Regions from separate parts of the Homo sapiens genome. Here region 1 is linked to region 2. A link is an interaction called in ENCODE POLR2A ChIA-PET data of the cell type or tissue named here. Cell type or tissue: A673. All regions are shown on one strand. Links, peaks and the distances in the headings refer to the core of each region. The heading gives the core; the rest is flanking DNA.

Region 1 (14,850 bases), core at 3,740-11,739, 51 kb after region 2:
CAATCTTGGCTCACTGCAACCTCCACCAGGTTCAAGCGATTCTCCTGCCTCTGCCTCCCGAGTAGCTGGGATTACAGGCATGTGCCACCACACCCGGCTAATGTTTGTATTTTTAGTAGAGACGGGGTTTCACCATGTTGGCTAGGCTGGTCTCAAACTCCTGACCTCAGGTGATCTGCCTGCCTCAGCCTCCCAAAGTGCTGGGATTATAGGCGTGAACCACCACGCCCGGCCTGCACCCAGCCTATTTATTTATTCTTAACTTTAACTTTTTTTGCAATAAGCCTTTTGCAGTCCTACATTTATTTATTTTTAACTTTTATTTTAGGTTCAGGGATACATGTACAGATCTGTTATATGGGTAAATTGTATGTCACAGGGGTTTGGCGTACAGATTATTTTGTTACCTAAATTATAAGCATAGTACCCAACAGGTAGCCTTCTTTTTTATTATTTTTTTTAAATTTGAGGCAGGGTCTTGCTCGGTCACCCAGGCTGGAGTGCAGTGGCATGATCATGGCTCACTGCAGCCTCTACCTCAGGCAATCCTCCCACCTCAGCCTCCCTAATAGCTGGGACCAAGGGCATGCAGCATCACATCTGGCTAATGTTAAGTTTTTGTAGAGATGGGGTTTCGCCATGTTGCCCAGGCTGGTCTCAAACTCCTGAACTCAAGCGGTCTGCCCTCCTTAGCCTCCCAAAGTGCTGGGATTGCAGGTGTGAGCCGCCGCGCCCGGCTGACAGATAGCTTTTTGGTCCTCACCCTCCTCCCACCCTCCACCCTCAAGGAGGCCCCGGTATCTGTTGTTCCCTCCTTTGTGTCCTTGTGTCCTCAGTGTTTAGCTCCCACTGATAAGCAAGAACATGCGGTATCTGGTTTTCTGTTCCTGTGTTGGTTCGCTTAGGATAATGGCCTCCAGCTCCATCCATGTATAACTTTATTTTATAATACAGAAAACATCGAACAGTCATTGTTAAGGAAAACTTTGATGACTGTTCCCATTCAGAAATTTATTTATTTAAATGTCCTTGAAATTTTTTCTTTTGGAGACAGAGTCTTGCTCTGTCACCCAGGCTGGAATGCAGTGGCGTGATCTCTGCTCACTGCAACCTCCACTCCTGGGTCCAAGCGATTTTCCTGTCTCAGCCTTCTGAGTAGCTGAGACTATGGGCAGGCGCACACCGCCATGCCTGGCTAATTTTTTTATTTTAGTGAAGACAGGGGTTCACCAGGTTGCCCGGGCTGGTCTCAAACTCCTGAGCTCAGGCAATCCGCCCGCCTCAGCCTCCCAAAGTGCTAGGATTAGAGGCATGAGCCAACGCACTTGCTGCCTTAAAATTTTTAAACTGCATTTATAATATTAATACTTTATACTTTTAAATACTTTAATTTATTCACAAGCATTCTCAAGTGCTTAACAACTAACTCTGGCGAATCTCTGGTTTTTTTAAATGTTCCCATACTGCCTACAATCTTAATAAATTGGCGTTGAATATCTGAGTTTAAATCACAAATCTATATCAATTACCCAATCACATATTTTGAATTGGAATCAAGAGGCCAGTCCATTCATTGCATTTAAAATTACAAGTTAAAATATGCCACATCCTCTTAAAACAGCAACTTCTTAAAATATCAAATATGTAAAGATTGCCTAAACGTAACCCCAAAATATCAAAAGTATGAGTTGGTTTCACACTCCTCTGTGTAAACAGACTTTTCCAGGGTTAAGAGAGACTTATCCGGTAAAGAAACAACGATGTCATTACCAGCAAGTCTGGGGTCCTGTCCCAAGGAACTGAAGTTGCTTATTGACCGGGACAACCCCTGCTCAGGACCCAGAATTGAATTCTTGCCTGTAAAAGGGACAGAAAATACGGAGGCCTGTTGGAGCTCTTATAACAGGAGCTCCTGGCCCCCCACGGGGAAGGGGTCCCCAGCACGCTTGCTTCCAGACCTGCTGACTCTCCTTCGAAGACCATGGTGGTCTCAGGGGGTCAAGAGCCCACCCGTCCAGGTGCCTGGCTGGTTGGCTTGGGACACCCCTGGCCCAGTCACACCTCAATTCAGGTGACAGTCCAGGAGCTGTCAGCAGACCCCCTCCTGGGAGTGTGGAGAATGAGCATTTCTCTATCCTTGCCAAAAAGCAATCTCAGTTAGGGCAGATGCAAGAAAACCACATCATCTTTCTCTCCCTGTGGGGCAAGAGCTAGCTTTATTAATTCTGGTGTACAAATTAGTCATTGCTGTCATTCCAGCTAAATCGAGGTCAGCTTTCTCCCAATTTATGCTGAAATTAGCAAAGACCCTTCTGATTTGACAGTCAAATGGGAAGGGAATTGATGGATCCCAGCACAGAGGTTGAAGGTGAGAGGCTGCAGGCATCCCAGGGTGCCCTGCGCTTCTGTTGCAGTCTTTTTTTTTTTCTTTTTCTTTCTTTCTTTCTTTTTTTTTTTTTTTTTGAGATGGAGTTTCACTCGTTGCTCAGGCCGGAGTGCAGTGGCATGATCTCGGCTCACTGCAACCTCCGCCTCCCAGGTTCAAGTGATTCTTCTGCCTCAGCCTCCCGAGTAGCTGGGATTACAGGCACGTGCCACCACACCTGGCTAATTTGGTATTTTTAGTAGAGATGAGGTTTCCCCATGTTGGCCAGGCTGGTCTCGAACTCCTGACCTCAGGTGATCCACCCCCACCCTCAGCCTCCCAAAGTGCTGGGTTTACAGGTGTGAGCCACTGCGCCTGGCCTTCTGCTGCAGTCTTGATGCCACGTGCTTTACTCCCTGTCTCAGAGAAAGAAAAAATTTTTTTGCTCTTTCCCTAGAAACCAAGAAAAGTAGGTTAATCAGACAAACAAGTGGTAAAGATAAAAGACTCCCCCGCTCCCCACTGACCGCACCACACACACACACTCACAATCACACAGACACACACACACACACACACACACACACACACACACACTCCTCCAGGTCCTGGCTCTCCTCCTACTGCCCCAGCAGCTGAGCCTGCAGCTCTCCCTGCTCCCACCTCCACCTCAGGGGCTTGGACTCCTCTGCCCTCTGCTCACCTTCCCCATGGCTGCCCAGTCATCCCCAACTGGCAACATTCACTGTGATGGGAAGGGCACAGGCAGCTCAAGACTAAGTCGCTTCAGGAAGACGGGAATCCCCCTGTTCACACCACAGAATGAGGTTTCCTGTGTGCAGAGGAGGAGGAGGGCTGGGAAGAAGAAGCTGGAGACAGGAAGGAATGACGTGCAAATGATGTGAAGAGAAACGACACTTCTAAGTCATCAAGAACAGAGTGCTAAGGGGAAAGAGGTCTGTACTAGAAAATGAAAGATTTGGATTACATGGAGAAATTTTCTGAAAGTGAAATCTGTTACAAATAGATTTGGCTGGCCAGGCGTGGTGGCGCACGCCTATAGTTCCAGCACTTTGGGGGGCCGAGGCGGGCAGATCGTCTGAGGTCAGGAGTTCGAGACCAGCCTGGCCAACATGGCGAAATACTGTCTCTCCTAAAAATACAAAAATTAGCCAGGTATGGTGGCACACACCTGTAATCCCAGCTACTCGGGAGGCTGAGGCTGGAGAGTCACTTGAACCAGGGAGGTGAAGGTTGCAGTGAGCCGAGATCGCGCCATTACACTCCAGCCTGGGTGACAGAACAAGACTCTGTCTCAAAAAACAAAACAAAACAAGAAAGAGAAAAAGAAAAAGAAAAAGAAATGGCTTCTGGGATATAGGATCTGCAATGCATGAAACCACAGCCTGGCTTTCTGTCCCAAGCTCCTGCGCTGCCGTCTACACTCCTGGTTGTTCAGGCCCCTCCTAACAGCTGTGTGTGCATGTGTGTGCATACCACGCAGATTGCGTGTGGCTCTGCATGTAGAAGTTCAGGCATCAATAACAGGACTGCTGGAATTATTTTAGGTAGGGAGGCCTCCTCAGTGCACCCCAAATCTCACCCCCTGGGAAGATCACTAAGCTGTTAACATGAAACCAGTGTTGACTGAAAAATGTTCATCAACTTCACCTAATGGTTTTTGCTGATGGGGTAGAATCTTATCTTTCGAGTGTGTTTGCACCCTTCAGAAATGCTTTCGGCTACATGTAAATGAGAACCTGACTCATGGAGGCTTAAACACATTGGGATTTGTTTTTCTCACAAAACAGGAAGGTCTGGAGGCAGCAGCAGTTAATCCTGCTTTGAAGGCTGAATCATGTCAAGGACAGCCTCTGTAGCTCCTGCACCCTCTTCCTCAAGGCTGCAGCTGGGCTGCGGTAGTGGCATCACGCTGCATTTGGGATTCGGGCAGCAGCGTATGTCCCTTTAATCCGGAAGGCTCAGCACTCTCGGAACTCCTCCCCACCCCCAGTGGATGTCTGCTTGCGTCTTCTTGATTAGCTGCAAAGTGGTGCTGAGAGAGAGCAGATGGAACGTTTCTGAAAAGTTAAATACAAGAAAGGGTTTGGGAATGTGAATCGGGTTGGTCTTTTCCCAGGTCAGCCCCAGTGCACCTCTTTCTAGAGAACACACTGCCCCCGCCAAAGGCTTGGAGGGCCACCCTCAAGACCACCTGAGCCATGGCATCCACCTTCCCGAGTCCTGCATATCCAGATGAGGTGCAGGCGTCCGCCTGGGGTCCAGAGGGAGCTCCTCATGATCCCACCAGCTATAGCCCAAAGACTTGTAGTCCATCATCAACACATGCAGTAAGGAATGGTGGAAGAGGAAACAGACCATTGCAATACAATCCCCCTTCAGAAACTCAGAGGATGGGAAGACAAAACGAGTCACACGCAAGATCCCGCTGGAAGGAGCAGTGAGGTCTCCCTGCCCTGGCGATACAGCAAGCTCCCCAGTGAGCCAGCCTGGCACCTCGTATCAGACCTTCCCACTGACTTCTCTGGTCTCTGGGAGGGTCCTCCAAGACCTCATCCAAGCAGGGCCCTGGGCGGGACACCCCTGATGGAGAACATAGGGTTTTGCAGTTCAGTTCTTGAGTATGGGTTCAGGGGCTGCAGATGGCTTCACGGCCTGAACAGACAGGGGCTACTGCTAGCCAGCCTGAGGGCTGCTTTGTTCTTTGTTGCTGTTTTTGAGATAGGGTTTCACTCTGTTGGCCAGGCTGGCGTGCAGCAGTGCAATCATAGCTCACTACAGCCTCGACCTCTGGGGCTCAGGTGATCCTCCCACCTCAGCCTCCTGCATAGCCGGGACCACAGCAGGCATGTGCCACTGCACCCAGTTAATTTTATTTTTTTTAGAGATGGGCTCTCACCGTGTTGCCCAGGCTGGTTTCAAACTCCTGGGCTCAAGTGATTCTCCCACCTTGGTCTCCCAAGGTGCTGGGATTACAGGAGTGAACCACTGCACCCTTTGGTTTCTTGGACAATGTAATTACCTTACACATCTAGCTGTAAATTCCTGGTCTATTCTGTTTGGTCCCATGCTCAAGCAGCCATAGCAAAGGCCTTCTCTCCACACATCATCCAACCTAACACCTTCCCTCTCCCAGAGACTGGCCCTGGTGACCTGCCCACCTCCTCTTCTGTCTCCTGGAGGCTGGCCCTGGTGACCTGCCCACCTCCTCTTCTGTTTCCCAGAGGCTGGCCCTTGTGACCTGCCCACCTCCTCTTCTGTCTCCTGGAGGCTGGCCCTGGTGACCTGCCCACCTCCTCTTCTGTCTCCTGGAGGCTGGCCCTTGTGACCTGCCCACCTCCTCTTCTGTCTCCTGGAGGCTGGCCCTGGTGACCTGCCCACCTCCTCTTCTGTCTCCTGGAGGCTGGCCCTAGTTGCAGGAAAACAGGCTTAGGGCTGCCACTGATTCTACATTATGGTGAGTTGTTTAATTATGTCATTGCATATTACAATGTATCAATAATAGAAATAAAGTGCACAATAAATGTAATGCTCCTGAATCATCCCCAGACCGTCCCTCAACCCTGGTACGTGGAAAACTGTCTTCTACAAAATTGGTCCCTGGTGCCAGAAAGGTTTGGGAACCACTGTTTTACGCTACAGCTTTAGTCTCTAGGTCTCACAACAGGTGAGCATGCAACTGATCATTCACCATCAAGCAGGACCCTGATTTTCCAGGCTGAAGGAGTTGGGTCCCCGCCCCACCACTGGACCTCCTCTTAGCCAACGCCGTACATTAGTGTCTGTCCCCTGGAGCCACTGGCTCTCAGATACCAAATTCCCTATCCGTTAGGTATAGGTCTGTTTTTTGTTTGTTTTTGAGATGGAGTTTCGCTCCTATTGCCCAGGCTAGAGTGCAATGGTGCGATCTTGGATCACCGCAACCTCTGCCTCCTGGGTTCAAGCGATTCTCCTGCCTCAGCCTCCCGAGTAGCTGGGATTACAGGCATGCACCACCATACCTGGCTAATTTTATATTTTTAGTAGAGACGGGGTTTCTCCGTATTGGCCAGGCTGGTCTCGAACTCCTGACCTCAAGTGATTTGCCTGCCTCGGCCTTCCAAAGTGCTGGGATTACAGGCGTGAGCCACTGTACCCTGCAAGTGTACATCTGTTAAGTAACAGAAACCCCAACTTACTGTGACTTAACAAAAAGGGATTTCTTTTTCTTGTAGAAGTCAGGGTGAGCAGTCCAGGACTGGTGCAGAGGCTGGATAATGTTCTAGTCCACCCACTGCAGTGGGCTGGAGTTGCTCACGGTCTGAGCCCTCCCCTGCATCTCCAGGCACCGGGCCCCAGTTCAAGGTTGAAACCAGGGACACAGGAGTCGCAGCAGCTGTGTTTTTCCTTTCACCAAGAAAATGAAAGCTTTCCCCAGAAGATGGAGATATTTCCACTTTCATCTCACCGGACAGAATGATGGCACTTAGGTGCTGGGGAAGTGAGAAATTTGTTTCCTATAGAAGGGGTTTCCCGGAGAAGGGCTGGAGATGACAGGTCACCAGCTCAGCAAGGTCCACAGCGCTGCTCTCTGGGTAGGAGGAGACGGCCTCTGCCGGCCTGCAAGGCCTGTTCAAAACACCCTGAGCCTGGGGTATTTAAGGTGCTTCGTGCCTGATTCCTTACAACTCACTCAGAGCAAATGGTTTAGACAAGCACCAATCTTGAAGGAATTGAAAACACTTTGCTAAATAAAATGAATCATTTCAGATTCCCAAGATTAACTGGCGTTCTGTAGGTCGGCACAAAGTCGTGGCTTTGCCATCTGACGGAGGACGCGCAGCGGTCGTCTCTGGCTGGGTAGACTGAGACCTGAACGCTGAGGGACTTAGGACCAGCAGTGCCGTCCAGGCCTGGCTGCAGACGGTGAGTCACTCTGCCGCTCCAGGATCAGTCAAACTGTGCAAGCCAGTGTTAACTTTTGAAGTTTTGGCGTGGATGAGAGTGTTCAGTGGCTTCAGTGAAGGGTTCACGCTTTGGAATTACAATTTTTTTCTTTTTTTTCTTTTTTTTTTGAGACCGAGTCTCGCTCTGTCGCCCAAGCTGGAGTGCAGCCGCGCGATCTTGGCTCACTGCAACCTCCGCCTCCTGGGTTCAAGCGATTCTCCTGTCTCGCCCTCCCGAGTAGCTGGGACTACAGGCGCGTGCCGCCACACCCAGCTGATTTTTTTTAATTTTTAGTAGAGACAGGGTTTCACCATGTTAGCCAGGATGGTCTCGATCTCCTGACCTTGTGATCTGCCCGCCTCGGCCTCCCAAAGTGCTGGGATTACAGGCGTGAGCCACCGCACCCGGCTGGTTTTTTGTTTTGTTTTGTTTTGTTTTTTGAATCTTCAGTCACCAGAATTGTTTTTGTTTTAGTAAGGCTGTAAAAGCCAGAAAGGGGGAAAAAAGTAATATATTTTCTCTAAGCTCTGAACGTGGGGGTTTCTTGGGCCAAATTATATTATACCTTCATTTGTTTACTAGCATTGTTGTTTACATATTTTAGAATCATATTTGTGTCTTTTTGAATAGGATTTTGGGGTATCTAATACTTTAAACAAATTCTCATACTGCCTAATAGTAAGCTCTTAATAAATCCCTCTTCAATGGTTAACTTCAATGCTATAAAAATATATACTTTCCTGAATATTTCTTACTCTGTGGTTAAGTACAGAGGTGGCATCTTTCAATACTGGAAAAAACAAGTTATATCACTATTTCCTCCTTGCCTAATATTTCCAAATTCATTTGTTTCAAAAAGAAGTTCTGCCTTGAGTCTCTCCTTCCCGTCACGCCCAGGGAAGATAATCTACCCAACACAAATCAGCTCACTATGGGCCACTAAACAGCTCAGCAAATCCGGTGGCACCACCCCGTTGGAAATGTTATTTCAGTCTCTGGAAACAAGTTCTGGGTGTGCCCGAAGGATTGGCATTAGCGGGAGGGGACTCACTTCTCGGAGCGAGAGGCTGTGTGGGAGAGCAGTGGGAAGCCTGAGAGGACATGTGAGCCGGAGGGATTATTTTTGTCATAAAACATGCTTTGTCCAAAGGCTTGGAGGAAAAAAGCACTGGCTTCATTTCTGCACAGTCATTGTTGTTAAAATAGCACAATTGGTGCCATGCAGAAGAATGTGAAGATTCTGTATCATCCTCCTTGCAAGGGAGAAGGTGTTTGTGAGCTTTACATGCCAATGTCCACCATGAAGGCCAGAGGGCATCGGAGACTTTTTTTTTTTTTTTTGAGACAGAGTTTGACTCTGTCACCCAGGCTAGAGTGCAGCGGCACAATCTCGGCTCACTGCAGCCTCTGCCTCCTGGGTTCAAGTGATTCTCCTGTCTCAGCCTCCCAAATAGCTGGGCTTACAGGCACACGCCACCATGCCAGGATAATTTTTGTGTTTTTAGTAGAGAGAGTGTTTCACCCTGTTGGCCAGGCTGGTCTCGAACTCCTGACCTCAAGTGATCCAATATTGTTGAGCTGGATCAGCAGGTGTTAGGCATCAGAACTGCCCTTGAAGGCTGGTATGGTGGCTCACACCTGTAATCCCTTGCACTTTGGGAGGCCAAGGGTGGAGGGTCGCTTGAGCCCAGGAATTCAAGCCTGCGCGACAAGAGCAAAACTCTGTCTCAAAAAAAAAAAAGAAAAAAGAAAAATGCAAAAACCAAAACAACAACAAGAAAAAAAAACAAGAACTGAATGTGTTTTCCTTTGGAGAATGGGACTGGTGGAGGCAGAGTGCTGTTCTGATTTATGAGTATTTGAAGACTTAGTTGATTTTATAATTATGTACAGATATTATTTTGACAAAAACTAAAATTAAATAGGAATGCCAACTGTAAACTTACTTTTCAATCCAAATTTTGGTAATAATTATGCAAAATTCAGTTCAGAATGACTTAATCCAGTTGCACCCTCATAAAATACCTGTGTATACAGCGGTCATCTGGGAGAGTTTATTGAGTCACCATCAGCTTACTTCTGAAGAGATTCAGCGTCAATTATTGTTACTTAGTTCCTTATTCTGAACCTAAGCACAGTACTGCAAGTAACTGCAAAGCATGTCTGCCAAATTATCAGACTTTTATTCCATTTATTCCTTCTGCTTTTTTCCAAGAGAAATGAGTAATAAAGTTCCCTTAGCAACCCCCTTCTTGTCAAGCCACTTCCTCCCCTCATGTGAAACCTGGTTTCAGCAAGCCAGGGACCCACAGGGGTTTGTCACGAACCCGTCCATGGATAGACACTGTCTTAGCTTATCGGAAACCTTATGTTTTCACTGCTTAGACTTGAGCCTTAAGTTGTGGGAGAAAAATGCAACAGGAAGAGAAGAGGATAATAGAGATTTAATAGGAGGTATTTTAATATTGTGTGAGAGTACAGAGGAGGAAAAAAGGGTGGTTACTAAATGAAAAGACCCAGCTGTTATCAAATCTGCAACTTGCTGATACCCTTAGACCATATTTAAAAATGCATTGACCAGGTGCAGTGGCTCAGTGCCTGTAATCCCCACACTTTGGGAGGTCAAGGCAGGAGGATTGCTTGAGTCCAGGAGTTCGAGACAAGGCTAGGCAACATGGTGAAACCCCGTCTCTACAAAAAATACAAAAATTAGCTGGGCATGGTGGGATGTGCCTGTAGTCCCAGCTACTTTGGAGGCTGAGGTGGGAGGATTGCTTGAGCCCAGGAGTTTGAGGTTACAGTGAACTACGAATTTAATAATCTTGACATTTCATATAAATGACATTTCAAAATCTTTACAATATCTTGCTATAAATAAAGTAACGTGTATGGCTCCATCATTTACATAAATCTAGACCCTCACGGCTCTGGTCAGGACTCAACCACCTCTATACCTTAGTTCCTTAGATCAGGGTTGCCAATAAAAGAGAAAAGAGAGAGACCAACCCAGAAATACACTGACTAGTAAAAGTCCCAGAAAGAGAAATACAGTGAAGGAAGGAGGGTCAGTTATCAAAGAACTATCATGAGAAACATTTCCAGAATTGAAGGATATGAATTTCTAGAAAGAGATCATCCCCTGGCCAGGCACGGTGGCTCATGCCTGTAATCCCAGCACTTTGGGAGGCCGAGGTGGGCGGTTCACTTGAGGTCAGAAGTTCAAGACCAGCCTAGCTAACATAGTGAAACCCTGTCTTTACTAAAAATACAAAAATTTGCCAGGCATGATGTGCATGCCAGTAATCCCAGCTACTCGGGAGGCCGAGGCAGGAGAATCGCTTGAACCTGGGAGGTGGAGGTTGCAGTGAGCCGAGATCACACCACTGCACTCCAGCCTGAGCAACAGAGCGAGGTTCTGTCTCCAAAAAAAAAAAAGAGGGTTCATCCCCAATGCCCACCATGCTGAACGAGAAGAGGTCCACGGCATAGTCGTGAAACTTCCAGACAGTGGTTCCAGAACCTTCCAGAGAGAAGAAAAACAGGTCAGCAAGGAGGACACTGACTTTACCAACCGCAAAACAAGAAAATGAGAATGTAGCAATGCCCTCAAAATTCTGAGGGAAAATGGGTTTTAATCAAGAAGTCCACGTTTAGTCAAACTAGCAATTCAGCATGACAGAATTATGATTTTTGTGGGTGGTGGTGAGTGCCTGTGGTCCCAGCTACTCTAGAGGCTGAGGTGGGAGGATCGCTTCAGCTCCTGAGTTCAAGGTTGCAGTGAACTATGACCGCGCCACTGCACTCCAGCCTGGGCAACGGAGACCCTGTCTCAAAAGAAAAATAGAAAAAGAAAAATGCAGAATTAAGATTTTTCAGACATGCATGGCCTAACAAACTGTATCTCTCCTGTATCTTTTCTTAGGAAACTACTTCAAGATAAGCTCCACCAAAAATAGAGAGGAAATCAAGAAGATTAAGACGCAGGATCCAGCGCAACGCTCCAGCACAGGAGAGACCAAAAGAACGTTTGACAATCCACTGACTTCCTAGAAAACAGAAGAGTGGGCTGGGCATGGTGGCTCACGCCTGTAATCCCAGCACTCTGGGAGGCTGAGGTGGGTGGATTACCTGAGATCAGGAATTCGGGACCAGCCTGGAGAAACCCCGTCTCTAAAAATACAAAAATTAGCCGAACGTGATGGCGCACGCCTTGTAGTCCCAGCTACTCAAGAGACTGAGGCAGGAGAATGGCGTGAACCCGGGAAGCAGAGGTTGTAGTCAGCCAAGATCGCGCCACTGCACTCCAGCGTGGGAGACAGAGCGAGAGTCCGTCTCAAAAAAAAGAAAAAAAAAAAAAAAGAAACAAAGTTTAGCTTTCCCATGCCCCCACCCCCCGCACCGTTGCCCGCCGCCCCCCCCCCCCCCCCCCGCCCCATTCATTCTTTCAAGCTGGGCCCAGGGCAACATTAAAAAACAAACCTGTAATCAGTATTTATATGATATGGCATTTTGTGTATTCATCTCAGCTGAGTCAGTTGTATATCATGGTTAATTACCATTATTTTACAACTTTGGAAAGCCCCTCATCTTCCCGCTCCCGGATGGACCACGAGTTCTCCAGGCCCCTGTATGGCTATGGACCAAGACTTCTTTCATGATGACCTTGGGAACTGCTTTCGTCTCTCCTACTTTGGGTTCCCTATTTCCCCGAGTCAATGCCATCTTTTTCTGGGTTTACTCCTTCAGTTGTAGCGAGTTAAAGACTGAATGGAGATGAGGGAGGTGGAAAGTAAGTACAGCCTCTTCTTCCGAGACATCTGCTTAGGAAGAGAGGGAAGGAGCCTCATGAGGATGTATTTAGAAGTATGGAGGCAGAGACCAGCAGCAGGCCAGCTAAAAAGTTAAAAGTAGTTCCCGCGGGGGAGGTGTGCAGCTGGGGACTGTTGTTTCTCAATTATGGGGCTGTGGTGCCAATAAACCTCGCATGAGTAGCAACTCAGCAGGCCCAGGATACGTGTTGGAAGGGGAATGAGGGAAGGGGCAATTCTCCAGGCAGCAGGGAGAGCGTGAGCAGAAGTCACTGCCAACACTCCCACCACAGGAACCTAAGGGAAGGCGCGGCGCAGCGAGGGCAGTGAGAACGCCCCGGCTTCCAAGCAGGAGTCTAGACGCGGTAAGGATTGTGTATACGGGAGTGGCTTGAACAGCTGAGGCATTGCCTTGGAAGATGAGAGGGGTGCACGGTTAAAGCAGGGAGACCAGCGGGAGCCCATGGGCCTACTCCCAGGAGATAAGGGGTCAGAAATGAAGGAGCTCCACTGTATTACCATGAAAGATGGAAAAGAAACAGAACCGGCGGTCCTCAACTACAGACTGGATCTAGATAGAAGGGAAAGTGAGGAATCGAGGGTGATTCTTGGGTTTCTGAGTTAGATGACTGAATAGATGATGCTTTCCCCCAAATCAGAGAGTTTAGCAGGAGAGCTTGAAAGGGAAGAAGTGAGTTAAAGTTCGGGACATGTGTTTGAGGTGCAAAGGGGACAGCCAGGGGATGATGTCTAATAGGCACTTGGATACAGATCTGAAGTTTGGTAAGGAAGACTGGCTGAGATTCAAATACAGGTGAGTCACAGAAGCAGCCCAAGGCCAAGGTAAGGAGATAAAAACACTTGGGAAGAGGTAAAGCGTGAGCGATACTGGCAGGGCCGCGGTCTCCGTCCTCGGGAAGGGAGTGGTTACCAGCGTCAAGTGCCATAAAACGTCAGGAGACTCACCGCACGGCTCTTAGCTGAACTATCAAGGAGGCCTGGTGGAAGCAGAGGTCTAATTTGTAGTCGACGCAGTCCTCATTCTGCAAGTGTGGGCTGAGTGGAAGAGGCAGTAAGAAGCAAGGAGGTGGAGGCGGGATGTTGGGATTCTCTGAGAAGAATGGGGACACCAGGGAGTTGGGGAGTGGCTAAAAATTCAAGGTTTGACCTATTTCCATTAAAGATGGGAGAGATTTGAGGAAATTTATATGCCAGTACAGAGTTTGAAAACGGGAGAGACAAAAGGAAAGTCTTACCATGTAATCCAGCAGTCTCACTCCTAAATATGTACCCCGCTAATGTGAAAACGTGTCCATGAAACACCTGCACATGGATGCTTATAGCTTTACTCATAGCTGCCAAGAACTAGAAGTAATCAATATGGCCGTCAGTAGGTGAATGGATAAACATATGGTGGTACATCCGCACAGTGGAATAAAGAACGAGCTATCAAGCCACAACAAGAGATGCATGAATCTGACAGGCACGTTGCCAAGCAAAAGCAGCCAGTCTGAAAAAAGCTGCATGGTATGTGCTTTCCAGTTACATGACATTCTGGCAAAGGCAAAACTATAGACAGTCAACACATCAGTAGTTGCCAGGAATGCAGGTGTGGAGTAGGGTGGAAATTTCACTACATAGATGAAGCACAGGGGATTTCTTAGGGCTTTAAAGCCATTCTGTGTGATACTGTAAAGATGAATACATTTTATTTTTTTATTTTTTTGCGACAGAGTCCCTCTCTGTCACCCAGGCTGGAGTGCAGCGGCACAATCTTGGCTCACTACAACCTCCGCCTCCTGGGTTCAAGCAATTCTCTGCCTCAGCCTCCTGAGTAGCTGGGATTACAGGCATGCATGCGCCACCGCACCTGGCTAATTTTTTTTTAGTAGAGACAGAGTTTTGCCATGTTTGCCAGGCTGGTCTCAAACTCCTGACCTCAGGTGATCTGCCTGCCTCGGCTTCCCAAAGTGCCGGGATTACAGGCGTGAGCCACCGCGCCCGGCCACGACTAAATCTTAATTTATGTACATTAAAAAAAAAAAAACCAGGCCAGTGGCTCACATCTATAATCCCAGCATATTGGGAGGCCGAGGCAAGCCATAACACCAGCCTATAGTCCAAGGAACAGCAGCAGCTTGGCTAAATGCCTCACCACCAAGTAACGAGGTTCACCAGTTCTTCAGCCCAGGGAAACCGGGTCCTTACCAGTCCCATCCTACCTCCTCCATCTTTCATCTTTCAGGATTTGTCATGTGCAATCCCAGCTATCAATCTGTTATCAGTCAGGGGTCTTAGGTGCAGATTTAAAAATTCACTCTAGCTTGTTTAAGCAGAAAGAAATCTACCAAAAAAAAAAAAAAAAAAGGATTGGGTGCGGTGGCTCATGCCTATAATCCCAGCACTTTGGCAAAAAGATAATTTGAGCCCAGGAGTTCAAGACCAGCCTGGCCACCATGGCGCAACGCTTTTTCCACTAAAAATAAAAAAATTAGCCAGGCATAGTGGCACATGCCTGTAATCCAAGCTTCTTGGGAGGCTGAGGCACAAGAATTGTTTGAACCTGGGAGGTGGAGGTTGCAGTGAACTGAGATTGTACCACTGCACTTCAGCCTAGGCAAGAGTGAGACTCTTGTCTCAAGAAGAAAAAAAAAAAGGAGGCCGGGCGCGGTGGCTCACGCCTGTAATCCCAGCACTTTGGGAGGCCAAGGCGGGTGGATCACGAGGTCA
Region 2 (14,850 bases), core at 3,699-11,698:
TAAAATAAAATAAAATAAAAAACAAAAAGCATCTCCAGTGATGCTCATGCCTGTCATGTAAAGATTCCAGCTTTGAGGCCAGGCGCGGTGGCTCACACCTGTAATCCCAGCACTTTGGGAGGGCGAGGCGGGTGGATCACGAGGTCAGGAGATCAAGACCACCCTGGCTAACACGGTGAAACCCCGTCTCTACTAAAAATATAAAAAAAAATTAGCCGGGCGTGGTGGCAGTTGTCTGTAGTCCCAACTACTTGGGAGGCTGAGGCAGGAGAATGGCGTGAACCCGGGAGGCAGAGCTTGCAGTGAGCCGAGATCACGCCACTGCACTCCAGCCTGGGTGACAGAGCGAGACTCTGTCTCAAAAAAAAAAATTAAAAAAAAAATTCCTGCTTTCAAAACTATACATGTAATTATTTATATATTATTTATATACATATATATATATATATATTTTTTTTTTTTTTGACCAGGCTGGTCTCGAACTCCTGACCTCAGGTGATTCACCTGCCTCAGCCTCCCAAAGTGCTGGGATTACAGGCATGAGCCACCACACCAGGCCAGACTCCAGTTTTCACTGCCACCTACCATGGTGCCAGCTACAAGCCCAGCTTCAGGCTGGTGGGGCTGGGGCACCTGACTGCAAGCATTCTATTCCTTGTTGAGGAAATGAGACAGGTGCACAGGAAGCAGTTAGTAAACAGAATCCTAGTGGAGCTGGAGGTGTTTTAGAGATAATTTGTGAGCAAAAAAATAGTCTAGATTCTAGAATAAGCCAACCCCAAAGTTGGCGTGGTGCTGGGCCTGCGGACTTTTCTCCTGTGTGGCTTATGACAAGCCATTCCGCAGCTGTTCAAAGTCTTTGTGCTTTGTTTTTGAGAATGAAGAACTGGGTGATCTTCTGAAAGAAGATTGGATAAATTCTTAGGACCCTAAACTACTAGGTAGTTTCCAGAGAAAATCCCCTGCAACTCCAGGGAGAACAGAGGTGTGACACAGAAGGACCAAGTCTCCTAGGTTTGGGGCTGGGGCGTGTATGGGCTGTGGCTGTGCACTGTGTCCTGGAGCCAGGGACCGTGCTGGGCACCGCCCCATCCATGTTCTCAACCTGTGGCGACAGGTGGGTCTGTGGGGCCCCATAGTCCTTCCAGCTGACCCTCTGTGAAGCAAGTGAAGACCCTGGGGGGCTGGGAAGGGCACTGCTCTGTCTGGCAGAGGCTCAGCCCTCTGCCCTCCTGCCCTGGCCATGGACACTGGACTGCAAGGCGAACTTCACTGCATTTGGATTTCGCCCAGCTAAGCCAGGAAAGCACTGGGCAGTCCTGCCCGCTCCTCCAGCTCCCCCTGCCCCCACACCCAGGCTCTGATTCTTAGCCTGGTGTGGCACAAGCCTAGAAGGGGAACAGGGCCTGAGGCTGGGAGACAATGACAGGCGGGGGCCTCGAGGCCACATCCCGGCACTCCCGCTCGGGACCTACTGCTCTGCTGGAAGCTTTGCACTTGTGATGAAACACAGTGCTGGCGTGGAGACCTGGCCTGGGAGGTCTGGCGAAGGGATCGGCCTGGGACTTCAAAGGCCCCTCATTCTCCCCAGCCAGCTCGGCCCTAGGATGGAAAGGCTGCCGGCAGCACCAGGACCGCTTCCTTCCCAGCCTCCACTCCAGATTAGTCTTAGGTGCAGGACAACTTGTTTGTGACACTGCTGCTGCAGTGGGGAGGTCTCCCAGCTCAGACCCTCCTGCACCCAGACCCCCAGTCTAGACCTCAAGGGGTGTGTGTGTGCGTGCTTCTGTGTGAATGTTGGGGGGATGCATATGCAAGAGAGAAGGGGGTGGTGAGAAGCGGGCTGGCCTTTGCCCAGAAAAGCCAGGTGAGGGATTAGAGAGAAAACTTGGGGAGACAGGGAGGAAGAATCCGCCAAGACTGAGGAGGCCAGAAGCCAGGGACCTCAGCTCCAACTCTTATCTTTTGCTTTTTGTTTTATTGTAGCAAAACATACATAAAATTGTCCATTTTCCCCATCTTTAGGCACACAGTTCAGGGCAGTAAGCACAATCACAGTGTTATGCAGCCATCGCTACCATCCAGCTCCAGAATTTTTCCATCTTCTCCAATGGAAACTGTGTCCCCATTTAAACACCAGCTCCCCATTCTCCCTCCCCAGCCCCTGGCCACCTCCATTCTACTTTGTCTCTGTGAGTGTGATTCTTCTAGAGATCGCATATGAGTGGAATCATGCAGTATTTGTCTTTTTTTTTTTTTTTTTTTTTTTAAACGGAGTCTTACTCTATCGCCCAGGCTGGAGTGCAGTGGCACAATCTTGGCTCACTGCAGCCTTGAGCACCTGGGCTCAAGTGATCCTCCCACCCTAGCCTCCTGAGTAACTAGGCCCACAGATGTGTCCCACCACACCCTGCAGTGAGGCCTCGCTATGTTTCCCAGGCTGGTCTTGAACTCCTGGACTGAACCAATCCTCCCGCCTCAGCCTCCCAAAGTGTTGGGATTACAGGCGTGAGCCACTGCACCCAGCCAGTATTTGTCTTTTTATGTCTCGCTTATTTCACTCAGAACATTGTCTTCAGGGCTGATGTATGTTGTAGCATATGTCAGCATTTCCTTCTTGTTTAAGGCTGCATAATATTCCACTGTGTGGATGGGCCATATTTTGCTTATCTGTTCATCCCTCCATGGAACTTGGGTTGCTCCCACCTCTTTGTTACTGTGAATAATGCTGATATAAACATGGGCGTGGGCTGCGTGCAGAGGCTCATGACTATAATCCCAGCTACTGAGGCTGAGACTAGAGGATCACTCCAGGCCAGGAGTTTGAGACCAGCAGAGCCAACACAGCAAGACTTTATCTCTACAAAACATTTTTTTGGAAATACTAGTCAGGTGTGATGGCACACACCTACAGTACTGGCTGCTTGGGAGGCTGAGGTGGGGCGATAGCTTGAGCCCAGGAGTTTGAGGTTACAGTGTACTATGACTGCACCACTGCACTCCAGCCTGAGCGACAGAGCCAGACTCTGTCTCTAAAATAATTACAAATGAAAATAAAATAGAACATGGGTGTGACAAATATCTGTTCTAGTCTCTGTTTCACTTCCAAACTTTATCTTTTAAAGAGGTATCAGCCTCTGTCACGTGATCAGGATACATCTTAGTTTTAGGAACACATACCACAATTCTGCTACTTGCCAGAGAACTAACACACAGAGTAGAACATCTTAGTTTGGGTCATTAAAAGTAAAGCACTCAGAACACAGAATTGCATACATTGGTGATAAACTATATTAAAATAACCTAGGGCACGGTGGCTTGCACCTGTAATCTCAGCACTTTGGAAGGTGAGGTGAGAGGACTGCTTGAGGCCAGGGGTTTGAGACCAGCCTGGACAACATAGCAAGACCCCATCTCTACAAAAAATTTAAAGATTAGCCAGGTGTGGTGAAGCACACCTGTAGTTTCAGCTACTCAGGAGGCTGACACAAGAGGATTGTTTGAGCCCAGGAGTTTGAGGCTGCAGTGAGCCACGGCTGAGCCACTGTACTCCAGCTTGGGCAAAGTGGGAGACTCTGTCAAAAAACAAAACAAAACAGCAACAAAACCAAAGGAAAGAAAAGAAAAAACTTGAAGAAAATTGAAATGTTAACAATGGCTATTCTGCTATGTAATTATGAATGATTTCTTTCTTCATATTTTCCTGTCCTTTGTACAATAAGCCTGTTGTTAATGTTAGGAAAAAATATTACATGGTCCCCCTCAATCTGATTGCTTTAAGCCTGACTCTGGAACCTGAGGTTCATGCTGTCTTGCAAAGCAATCATTCATTCATTCCTCCATCCATCCATTAAAAAGAATGTCAATTACAGCATTTTTTTTTTCTTTTAGAGACAGGGTCTCACTATGTTGCCCAGCTGCTCACAAACTCCTGGGCTCAAGCAATCCTCTTGCCTTGGCCTCCCAAAGTGCTGGGATTACACGCGAGCGCCACCGAGCCTGGCCCACACACATTTTTAAAGCTGGTTATTTTGAATGGTTAAATGCTGCGAGTCCAGCAACTCGACTCAGGACCCGACTAGCACCTGGATCCTGTCACCAGGATCGACCTCACCGGGCGTTTGTCAGTGGATGCTCCTGGTCTCGAGTTAGTTACATGCTTGGGTGTCACTCTGGGGGCTCAACGGTCTTCTCATCACTTATCACCTGGGAACAACCACTCCCTCCCCACTTTGGAGCCAGCAGCCTTTGGGGAAGGTGGGCTCTCGTGGTTTCTGTGCCTGGCAGAATGTCCTATAATCCTGGCGTCTGCATGCTCAGAAAACAGGGTCCCCTTCCCATCTGAGCTGCCGCAGCCTTGGCACCTTGGTTTACCAGTGCAACACAGCCCATGATGATCCAGTTGAGGGGAGACGGGTTCTTCCTTTTCTCCCCTCTTGCCTGCAGTCCTCCTGGGCCTCCACACCCGTCCTTCGACGACCCCCATGGACAGCAACATCCCACCATAGGAGAGAAACCCTTCTGTTCATTCCCGGGGGGCTCGCTAGGGAAACGCCTGAGTGATCTATTTTACAGCCTCCCCCATGCTCCATTCCTGCCCCTTGCAGCTGGGGGTTGTCCAGCACAGAAGGGAACAAGCTGTTAACTGATTAATGATCACAAAACTTCGAGAGAAAATAAAGGATTTGGATGATCCCTTATTTGGATTTGTGTGGCTCAAAAGCAGCGCAGCGCAGATGAGTTTGGGCTCTTGTCGGCTTCGCCCTCATCCACTGCTCTTCCCCAGAGGGAAGCCAGACTGCCAGGTTCAAATTCCAGCTGCCCCTTCCTTCCCGACTCACACGCTGTGTGACCTCGGACCAATAACTGAATTTCTCTGTGCCCCACTTTCTCCTCCAGTAAAACAAGGCAGATAAACAGAGCTCAAGAAGTGTTCACTGTTTTTCTTCTCAGCTGTTAAATGAATACTAGCTCCCTTTTATTGAATACGGCAGGCACGTGTTGGGCACTTTGAACACATTGCCTTTCATTTTTAGAACGACTCCACCAGGGAGATAGTACTGCTCTTCCAGAGATAAGAAAGCCGCCTCAGAGATGAAATCACCTGCGGAGGACCCCGTGCTGGGGAGGTGGTGGCTGGTAGTGAGACGGGAACTGGGTTGGGGACACTTCTCAAGGGAGTCAGGCCTCCAAGGTAGGGACCAGTGCGCTGCGTCCCGGCTCAGCCAGGCCACTCTCCAGAAGCAGATTGGGGCCGAGGGGCAGGTGGGGCTGGACACACCCCAGGCCCTCTGCCTTCAAATCCCCCCCAGTCCGTGCTGCACACGATGGGGTGGCTCTGACAGCAGTAAATCCTTTCAGATCAACTCGAGGCCGAGATGCCCACCCTGGCCCCGGGGAAAATAACGCCCAGCTGCTCCCCAGTCATCTCCACGGCCCAGGGCAGGCACCGAGGGAGGGCAGGAGGGACCCGTGGGGCGGACTCTGTCCATCCCGGAAGCTCTCCAGCAGCTCCGGGTCAGTGGCTTCACCTCCCTGTTGTGACCCTGACCCAAGTCCCCTCTGAGCCAGGCCTTCCTGGCCCCAAAGCTCCCGCCTGAGCTTGCAGCCCCCTCTCCTGCCTGCGTTTCCCCTAAGCCCATATCAGCCGCATGTCCTACGCCTCCTTCGCTGTTCTCTTGTTGCTGGTTGTGTCTCCCCAAGAGGACAGGGCATTTTTGTTTCTGTTGCTGATGGACCCTGGAACCAGCCTGGCCCACAGCAGGGGCGCCCCACACAGTGGTCAGGTGGGTGAGTGGAGGAGGAATGAATGAAGCTGCGCACATCAGCAGGTGCCCAGCATCACAGACAGGCCCAAAACTGGGGCAGAGACGCTGGGCAGATAAAGCCCGCCAGCTCCCCACAGCCCAAGGTCACCGGGCTTCAGATTCCCAAAGGTCCTGTCATCACCAAGACTGGGGCCAAACCAACACTTGCAGCCTGAGGGCCTCCTTGGACGCCTTGGCTCCCTCCTGACTAGGGTCTTCATGCCAGCCCTGAACCAGCATCCACCCTCTTGACAGCCACCCTCATGATATCCACCCTCACGTGTGCACCTCAGGTGACCACTCACACCCACGTGTCCACCCCACGTGCCCACCTCAGGTATCCACTCCCAGTGTGTCCACCCCATGTGCCCCAGGCCGTCAGTGGTGTACACCATTTCCCAAGTTCCCCACCTTATCCCTGCATCAGAAACATCCTGGCCAGGCACGGTGGCACACACCTGTAATCCCAAACTTTGGGAGGCCAAGGCGGATAGATCACCTGAGGTCGGGAGTTCGAGACCAGCCTAACATGGTGAAACCCCGTCTCTACTAAATACAAAACAAAATTAGCTCAGCATGGTGGCGGGCACCTGTAATCCCAGCTACTTGTTAGGCTGAGGCAGGAGAATTGCTTGAACCCGGGAGGCAGAGGTTGTAGTGAGCCGAGATCGCACCATTGCACTCCAGCCTGGGCAACAAGAGTGAAACTCCGTCTCAAAAAAAAAAAAGAAAAAGAAAGGAAAGAGAGAGCGAGAGAGAGAAAGAAAAGAAAAAGAAAGAAAGAAAGAAAGAAAGAAAGAAAGAAAGAAAGAAAGAAAGAGAAAGAAAAGAAAGGAAGAAAGAGAAAGAAGAAAGAAAGAAAGAAAGAAAGAAAGAAAGAAAGAAAGAAAGAAAGAAAGAAAGAGAAAAGAAAAGAAACATCCCACAAACTCCGTTTTATTGACCTCTACTATGTGTAAGAGAAAAAGCAATCTGGTGAGCATTCTAAGACATGAACGCCCATTTCAGTCAGCAGGCAGGTTCTGAATTTTCATCCTAACTACTCCAAGCAAACCACAGAAGCCGGTCAAGCCTACCCTGTTAGAGTTCACTGTAGAGCTAAGGAATCTGCCACACAGGAAACCATTAGGGAACAATTCAGTGCTGAACCAGGACACTGCATGACCAGGAGAACTTGAAGCCACAGGATCTGAGAGGCCAGCCTGGGAAATCAGGCCCCAGTGCAAGAAGCTCGTCTCCCACAGCAGGCAGGAGCGGGAAGTCAGGCACTGCCACCCACATCCTGGAGCCCAGTGACAGCCGTCTCCTGTCCTGTCCGGAACTCACTCGTGAGTCCCACCAGGTAGCATTTTATGTTCAGATTGCAGGTAAGGGCTTGTTTGAAGAGAGGGTTCTGTGGCTAGGACAGATCTGAAAACCACGATCTCATCCAAGCCATTAGTCTTCCAGAAAGTGGAACCGGAGACAGCTTGAGTCACTCACAAGTTAGAGACAGCCAGGACTAGGGAGGGCCCATGTCTCCTGGCACCCAAGTCACTTTTCAAATAAACATATTATGGAAATATAACATGGAGGCCGGGTGTGGTGGTGCAAGTCTGTAATCCCAGTGCTTTGGGTGGCCAAGGCAGGAGGATTGCTTGAGCCCAGGAGTTCAAGAACAGCCTGGACAACAAAGAACTTAAAAATTAGCCAGGCATGATGGCGCACACCTATGGTCCCAGCTACCTAGGAGGCTGAGGTGGGTGGATCACTTGAGCCCAGGATTCGAGGTTGCAGTGAGCGATGATGGGCCCACTGTACTCCAGCCTGGGCAACAGAGGGAGACCCCATCTCTTGCACAATTAAACAGGTAAATGAGAAGTATAGAATACATTCAGAATGCACAGCTCGACGATCCTCACAGGAAAGCATGCCTATGCAACCCCCACCCATCAACCAGGTCGCTACAGAAACCCCCGTGCCCCCTCCCATCACCACCTCAAGGGAACCCATGTCTTGACATCGGATACAGACGATCTGCAGGGTCTTGAACTTTCTATCTGTTTTACTTGGCCTGGTTTCCTTCCCTCAGCATTTTCCCCATAAGATTCTTCCACCGTGTCCCTTCCTGCAATAGCTGGTTCTTCTTCATCCTTCTGTAGTATTCCACTGCACGAACACCACACTTGACTTCTCCACACTGATGGAACGTTGCATTCTTTCCGTTTGGGGGCTCTCACCCGTTGGGGTGCCGCAGTGAACATTCTTCTGTGCACCTTGAGTGCATGCGTCTACGCCAAGGCGGGGGCTTCCTGGATCCTTCTGTGTGCAGATGCTTGGCTCTGGTAAATGCTGCCAAGATGATTGTATGGATTTCTACTCTGATATGAGAGTTGGTGTGAGTCACAGTCTCCCCAACATGTGGTCTTTTTCTTGTTAGCCACTCTAACTAAAACAGGTGTGGAGTAGTATCTCACCGTGGCTTTAATTTGCATCTCTTGAATAATTAGGGAGGTTGAAGTGCTTTCTATGCTTACGGGCCATTTGGGTAGCCTCTTTTATGACCACCACCAAATGTAGAACTGGGTCCCCAGGCTAAGCTTTTTTTGGCTTACTTGGTTTGGATTTTGTTTTGTTTTTGTCTTTCTCTACAGTGACTTTGTTGATCTAGGCAAATAAGAACAACACTGTTCCCGGATAAGAGCCCGGGCCCTGGAGCCAGCCAGCCAGGTTCCTATTGCAGCCCTAGCGCTGGTCAGTGAGAGATCCGGGCTAGTTGGCGCCTGCGGTGCCCCAGCTGTGCCATCTGTCATACGGGGATGACAACAGCACTGTGGTCCCCACACTCGGATGAGTTCCCACCTACAAACACGCAATCCATGCCAGGCAAATCCAAGTGCTCCCCACCTCAGGATATTTACTGTTATTGCCAACACTCTGTGTACCTGAAAGTGCCCCAAAGTGCCATGATGGAAAGGAGGGAAAGAAGAGAGGGGACGGAGCAAGACTGAGAGATGCAATCTCACAATTTTCTGGTCATAATGGCCATTGAAATGACAACCTCATATTCTCTCTACTTGTGCATGGGAACCAAAGAGGGGGTAAAACTGAGGTTTGAGGAGAGAAGCTGGGGACAATTTAATTTTGAAAGAAAAGAAACAAAACAGTCTGGGGGCACTGGCTCACGCCTGTAACCCCAGCACTGTGGGAGGCAGACGCACGGAACACTTGGGGTCAGGAATTCAAGACCAGCCTGGCCAACATGGTGAAACCCCATCTCTAATAAAAATACAAAAATTAGCCAGGCCTGGTGGCAGGCAGGTGTAATCTCAGCTACTTGGGAGGCTAAGGCAGGAGAACCCCTTGAACCTGGGAGGTGGAGGTTGCAGTGAGCCGAGATCGTGCCACTGTACTCCAGCCTACATGAGAGTGAGACTCCGTATTAAAAAAAAAAAAAAAATTAAAGAAAGAAACAAAGTAGAAGCTATTCCTCAGGCCCAGAGTTTTTACACACACAGGGACCCCAGAGCTTCCCCCAGCAGAGCCGTGGGAGGGCTGCACGGAGATCACAGGGCCAGAGCCACCAGAGCGCACCTTCCTCTGGGGCTTTGTGCCCGCACACTGGTCCCAACCCTGGCTCTCACCCTGCGCCAGTCACTGGGTCTCCACAGTCCAGGGGCAGCAGGCCCAGTGCCACAGAAACAGAAACACGCCTGACAAGCGAGCCCCAGCTCCTGGCTTTCTCGGCGGGGGCCGCAGGCAGCTCCAGGCCTCCAAGCCCAGGTCAGCCCGGGCCACGGAATCTCTCGCTCCACAGAACTTGAGCTGATGCCCGCGTCCCATCTGCCAGTGTGACGTGGCCAGGCAGGTGTGGGGGCACCGCGAGGCAGACGGAACAGCACTTGTTTATTGTTTACCAGAGAGGACTCTTCTAAGAACCCCTGTCCTGGATTGATAAACTAGGCTGTAAGGCTGGACGGGAAAGGTCACGATGTCTGCTTCTCCTGGTAAACAGGCCTGGGTCATTGGCATGAAGGAACCAGCAGATCTGTGCCAGGAGTCCAGAACAAATAACAAGAGATCCAAGCCCGTTACTTTACAGAAGAGGAGACTAAGGCTCAGAGAAGTCAGCAGAAAAAATACAGGCTTTGGAGTAAGGAGCACCGTGTAAGGACTAATGACTCCTTCTACTGGAACTTGCCTCTTCAAGCCGCTCCAATCCCCACACCTGGTCAATCCCCAAATCTCAACTCCCGCACACATCATCTATGTTCTTTCCGTGCCTACTATCTGTGCGGATTAAATTCTAAATGCCGCACCTGGACCACAGGCCCTCACTCCCCATCTCTTCCTCCCCGCCTCCCGTTTGCGTCCACTGCGCATTCCGCTGACAGGGACTCATCTTCCTAAGACAGTACTTTGGTTTTCTTCCCCTGCTCAGAAACAATCACTGGCTCCCGACTGCCACTAAGACCAAGTTCAACCTCCTTAGGCTTCACGGAAGGTCCTCTACAATGAGGCCTCAAGCAACCTTTCCCCTCCCTCTCTCTGCACCCCCGCAGCTGATCTGCTTCTCTCCCAAAAAAAGCCTTCCTGCACCTAGCCCCCCAGATCTCTGGAGACCCAGAAACCCCCTTTGCCTCTGTCTATTCCCTCTGTGTCTACTAACATCCCTCCCTTGCTGTTCTCCAAGCATTTATTTTCTGCACTACCTCAAATACTTGTCTGCACCTTTTCACGTGAGCATATATAGGTGGGGGAAGGGGTGTGTGTTTCCCGCCACACCCTAGGCCTCTTTAAGTTTGTATCTTGTTCTCTGCATTCAGCACAACCCCTAGCTCAACTCCTTCACAGGAAGCGGTGCTGTAACCATATGCACAGGACACATAAAAGCTGCACACAAGTGGACAACCTCTTCCTGAGCGCCCCCTCCAGGCTGAAAGCACACCACTGCCCGGCCCCAGCAGCTGAGGACTACAGGTTGCGCCTCGACCTCTTGTGGGCTGCTGGCAAACACAAACATGACCACCAGCAACGGCTGTGGTGGGACAGTTTCTGCTGTGGAAATGCCCAGGGTGAGGGCTCCAACTCTGCCTAGAAAGTCAGGGAGGGCTTCCTGGAGGAAGGGTGTGAGGTGAGTGGTGAAGGAGAGTTCCCGAAGTAGACAAGTAGGGCACAATGAGGACAGAACTGAGAGAGAGTGGACGTCCCAGGTTGAAGGACATGCAGGCCAAACCATGAAGGGAACACAGATCCTGTGTAAGGGGATGCTGGGAAGAGCTGGGCCACTGCAGTGGACGCTGGCCTAACAGGAGGTGAAGGTGTGGGAGATGAGCATGGAGCGGCCTGCTTTCAGGACAGAGGACAGATGCGCCCCAGCACTGCAGTCACAGGAACATCTAGCTCTGCCCTCCCTGGACAAGTTGTCTGCCTTGGGTGAACTTTTTTTTTTTTTTCTGAGATGAAGTCTTGTTCTGTGGCCCAGGCTGGAGTGCAGTGGCACAATCACAGCTCACTGCAGCCTCGACCTACTGGGCTCAAGCAATCCTCCTGCCTGAGCCTCCCAAGTAGCTGGAACCACAGGTATGCGCCACCACACCCAGCTAATGTTTTAATTTTTTGTAGAGATGGGGTCTCATCATGTTGCTCAGGCTGGTCTCAGATTCCTGGGCTCAAACAATCCTCCCACTTGCCATTTGCAAGCCCTGTGGTCTTGGATAAGTCACTTAATCATTCAGCACCCCGGTTTCCTCATTTGGAACATGGTAAAAAGAATACTGGCCCTGTGAAGTTGCAATTTTAAGTAACAGTGTTTAAATGTGCTTTCTGAACGTTTGCTCACACTGGTCGCAGTGTCACCGAGTGACAAGTATGAGGCCAGGAAAGGCCAGCGAAGTGTCCTGTCTGCCCAGCTCAGGGCTGCAGCAGAGGAACTGCACCCAGCTTGGACTCCTCTGCCTCCTCTGCTCCAAAAGGCCCGCCTGTGCGCCTCCCTCTCCTTCCTGCAAAGGAGCATGCTTCTCTCAGGCTGCACCACACCTTGCCCTCCCGACGTGGGCTGCAGAAGCCATGGGACCAAGAAGCAAATCGATACCAAGAAGCACAGCCGCATGCCTGATGGGAACTGATCCCAGCAAACGAGTGAGCCAGCAGGGGCTTTCTCGCAGTCCCCAGGGTGTTCCGGGAGAATGCGTCAGAGTATCTGTCCCGGACACCGGTGGTTTTCGGGTTTCCCTCCATGACTAAGACTCTCAATGGAGTACGGCGGCAAAAAGAGGAAAAGCACCAACTCATGTTTTCTGAATCAGCCCGCCAGCTGCAGAACTTTGGGCTCCAGCCAGATCTATGGAACAAGAATCTGCATCTGAACGCCATCTCCAAAGGACTCCTAGGCATTTGAGCTTGAGAAGCGCGGGCTCCCTCCCCACTCTCATCGTGGCTCTGAGCTGAGATATCCAAACTTTTCTGATCTGATATCCAAACTTTTCTACCCCCAACAACCTGTTTATCTATATCTAATATACATGTGCTATTGCACGAACACATTATGTACATGATAGAAATTTCATATAAAAAATAGATATCTAGGCCAGCAGTGGTGGCTCACACCTGTCATCTTGGCACTTTGGGAGGCCAAGGCAGGAGAATCTTTTGAGTCCAGGAGTTTGAGACCAGCCCGAGCAACACAGAGGGACCTCATCTCTACAAAAAATAAAATTAGCCGAGTGTGGCAGCACACGCCTATAGTCCCAGCTTCTTGGGAGGCTGAGCCGGGAGGATTCCTTGAGCCCAGGAGGTTGAGACTGCAGTGAGCCAAGATCGCGCCACTGCACTTCAACCCGAGCAACAGAACGAGACAGTCTCCAAAAAAAAAAAAAAGAAAGAAAGAACAATTTTAAAAGATGAGTTAAAAATAGAGAAGAAGGGCCGGGCCCGGTGGCTTACGTCTGTAATCCCAGCACTTTGGGAGGCTGAGGCGGGTGGATCACCTGAGGTCGGGAGTTCAAGACTAGCCTGACCAACATGGAGAAATCCCGTCTCTACTAAAAATACAAAATTAGCCAGGCGTGGTGGCATGGTGGTGCATGCCTGTAATCCCAGCTACTCGGGAGGCTGGGGCAGGAGAATCACTTGCACCCGGGAGACGGAGGTTGCGGTGAGCCAAGAACACGCCATTGCACCATTGCACCACTGCACTCCAGCCTGGGCAACAAGAGCGAAACTCCGTCTCATAAAAAAATAATAATAATAAAATAGAGAAGAAAGACTTTGTAATATTTCCTTCCTGCACGGAGTAATCCTTTTGCCCTAAGGAAGGGCCTGAGGGTATCCTGTCTTCCCAGCTGCTGGATTAGGCAGATTTCCCCTGGGGACCTGTCATCTTCCTCTTCCTGAGCTTTTCTTTTTTTTTTAACCTTTAATCTCTTTGGACTTTATCCTTGGGCTTTTCTGAAAGCACTTTCTGTCCAGCCCTTGCTGTCACCCAGCCAAACCTAGCTCCTCACAGCCCCCAGCAGCTTTCCTGCTCTGCTCAGCCACCGCCTCCACCTCCATACATTGTCTCCACCTCCATACCCTGTCCCCACCTCCATACTGTCCTCACCTCCACACTGTCCCCACCCTCTACTTTTGCTCCCTCTACTTTTGCTCCTGGTCTTTCCATTTGCACCTCAATGACCCCATGGATTTTTGTGGTTGAAAGTTTCTAGTCTGGTTTAAATATACTTTTTAAATTTTTTGTAGGAAGGAGGTCTATGTGGCCCAGGCCAGTCTCAAACTCCTGGCCTCAGGCAATCCTCCTTCCCAAAGTGCTGGGATTACAGGCATGCACCACTGCACCCTGCTGTAGTCCAGTTTATATTTTCGTCTTCTATATTTCATTTCTTAGAGGAACAAGAAAGAAAACATAAAGGAGGGGTGGGGGAACGAGTGAGTCTAGAAGGTGGGTTTCTTTAATGTTGAAGCAATTAGCGTTCTCTCTCGTTTCTAGATTACCAAACAATCCAAAAAGTTGCCCAGGATAAAGTGACTAGTCAAGCTATGGAGGCTTTAAATTGCTTCTAGACACACCATCACCTCTGTTTGGGGATTAAATATCTATTTCCAGAGTTCTGGTTAATGGTAAACAAGGTTCTTTTGCTTAAAAGGAAAACCATCGTCTTCATTAAAGAACCACGGGGTGGGCCCAGGCATGTCCTCCCACCCCCACTTCAAAATAACCACAAACAGAAGTCCCAGAAATTCAATGCAAAAGAGGGTCCCAAAATGTGACTAATTTAAGGGAACTGCAAATAGGCAAGAGGAAAAGTAAAGCCTTTCCAGAGAGCAAGGCCAGTGCACTCCCAATGTTTCAATCTTCTCAGTGTCCTAGACCCAGAACCAAAAGGAACCTGGGAAAGGTTTAAGGAAATACACATCCAAGACATAACAATGTTAGGGAAACATAAAACCGGGAGCCAGGCAGAAGCCAGTCCTTCCTCGGTGCTCAGACCCTCCTGGCCACTCCCATATATAGAGCTCAGGGCTGGGATTTCACCCTGGGACATAAACATTTAGAGAGTTCCAAATTCTGAGTGACTTTTAGATTCCACATGTTTGTAAGCCTCTAGAGAGCCCAGGATACATCACCGAATTCTTAAGCAGTACTGGACGCACTCTTCCTGTTCCTCAGCCACCCGCCTTCACCATCAGCGCAGCAAGTTCATACCCATCTTATCCCAGGAGAACCCTCAGGGCCTGGGGAACAGACACAATGGCCCAAGATCACAGTCAAATATCCTGGAGGAAGTGGGTCTACTCTGCATTTATGGGTGACGCCAGTCTCCTACCCACACCCCGACAACTCCATGGTGGCCCAGGTCTGAGCATTCGTGCCCCTTGCTCACTAAAATTAAGACCCCCTACCCTGCTCACAGCCGCCAGAGTCCCAATCACAATCCTCCCTGCGTAAGACTAAGAAAAGAACAGAAAATGTGCTCTCCCCCAGGTAGGTGCACCTGCCACCCAAGCAGATGCACTGTGACAAGAAAATATAAGAAGACTGGGCGCGGTGGCTCACGCCTGT

The links. ChIA-PET counts read pairs that join two places held together with the same protein. Peaks named below come from ENCODE experiments on the same cell type or tissue, not always from the same donor. Only the 100,000 strongest peaks of a DNase experiment are listed, where the experiment ranks them.
Region 1: POLR2A ChIA-PET joins it to region 2 with 5 read pairs; 12 of 35 experiments call an interaction of 5 or more read pairs at or near these places.

The regions. Positions count from the first base shown.
Region 1 is chr10:6,118,397-6,133,246 of GRCh38, reverse strand. It overlaps LOC101928080 (a long non-coding RNA gene), which reads left to right. Exons shown (of 3, transcript XR_930619.3): 2 at 7,136-7,291; 3 at 11,235-11,663. Among named protein-coding and RNA genes, the nearest start is that of MIR3155A, 26 kb to the left of the region's middle. RefSeq lists enhancers at 3,050-3,129, 3,140-3,219, 3,270-3,319, 6,606-6,725. In A673, for the core only: no CTCF peak of the experiment used is centred there; DNase peaks (open chromatin) are centred at 4,296 and 8,386; H3K27ac peaks cover 529 bases.
Region 2 is chr10:6,169,216-6,184,065 of GRCh38, reverse strand. It overlaps a transcript of PFKFB3 not described here. Among named protein-coding and RNA genes, the nearest start is that of MIR3155B, 24 kb to the right of the region's middle. RefSeq lists enhancers at 773-1,364, 10,607-10,656. In A673, for the core only: a CTCF peak has its summit at 10,729 (motif pointing left); no DNase peak of the experiment used is centred there; H3K27ac peaks cover 672 bases.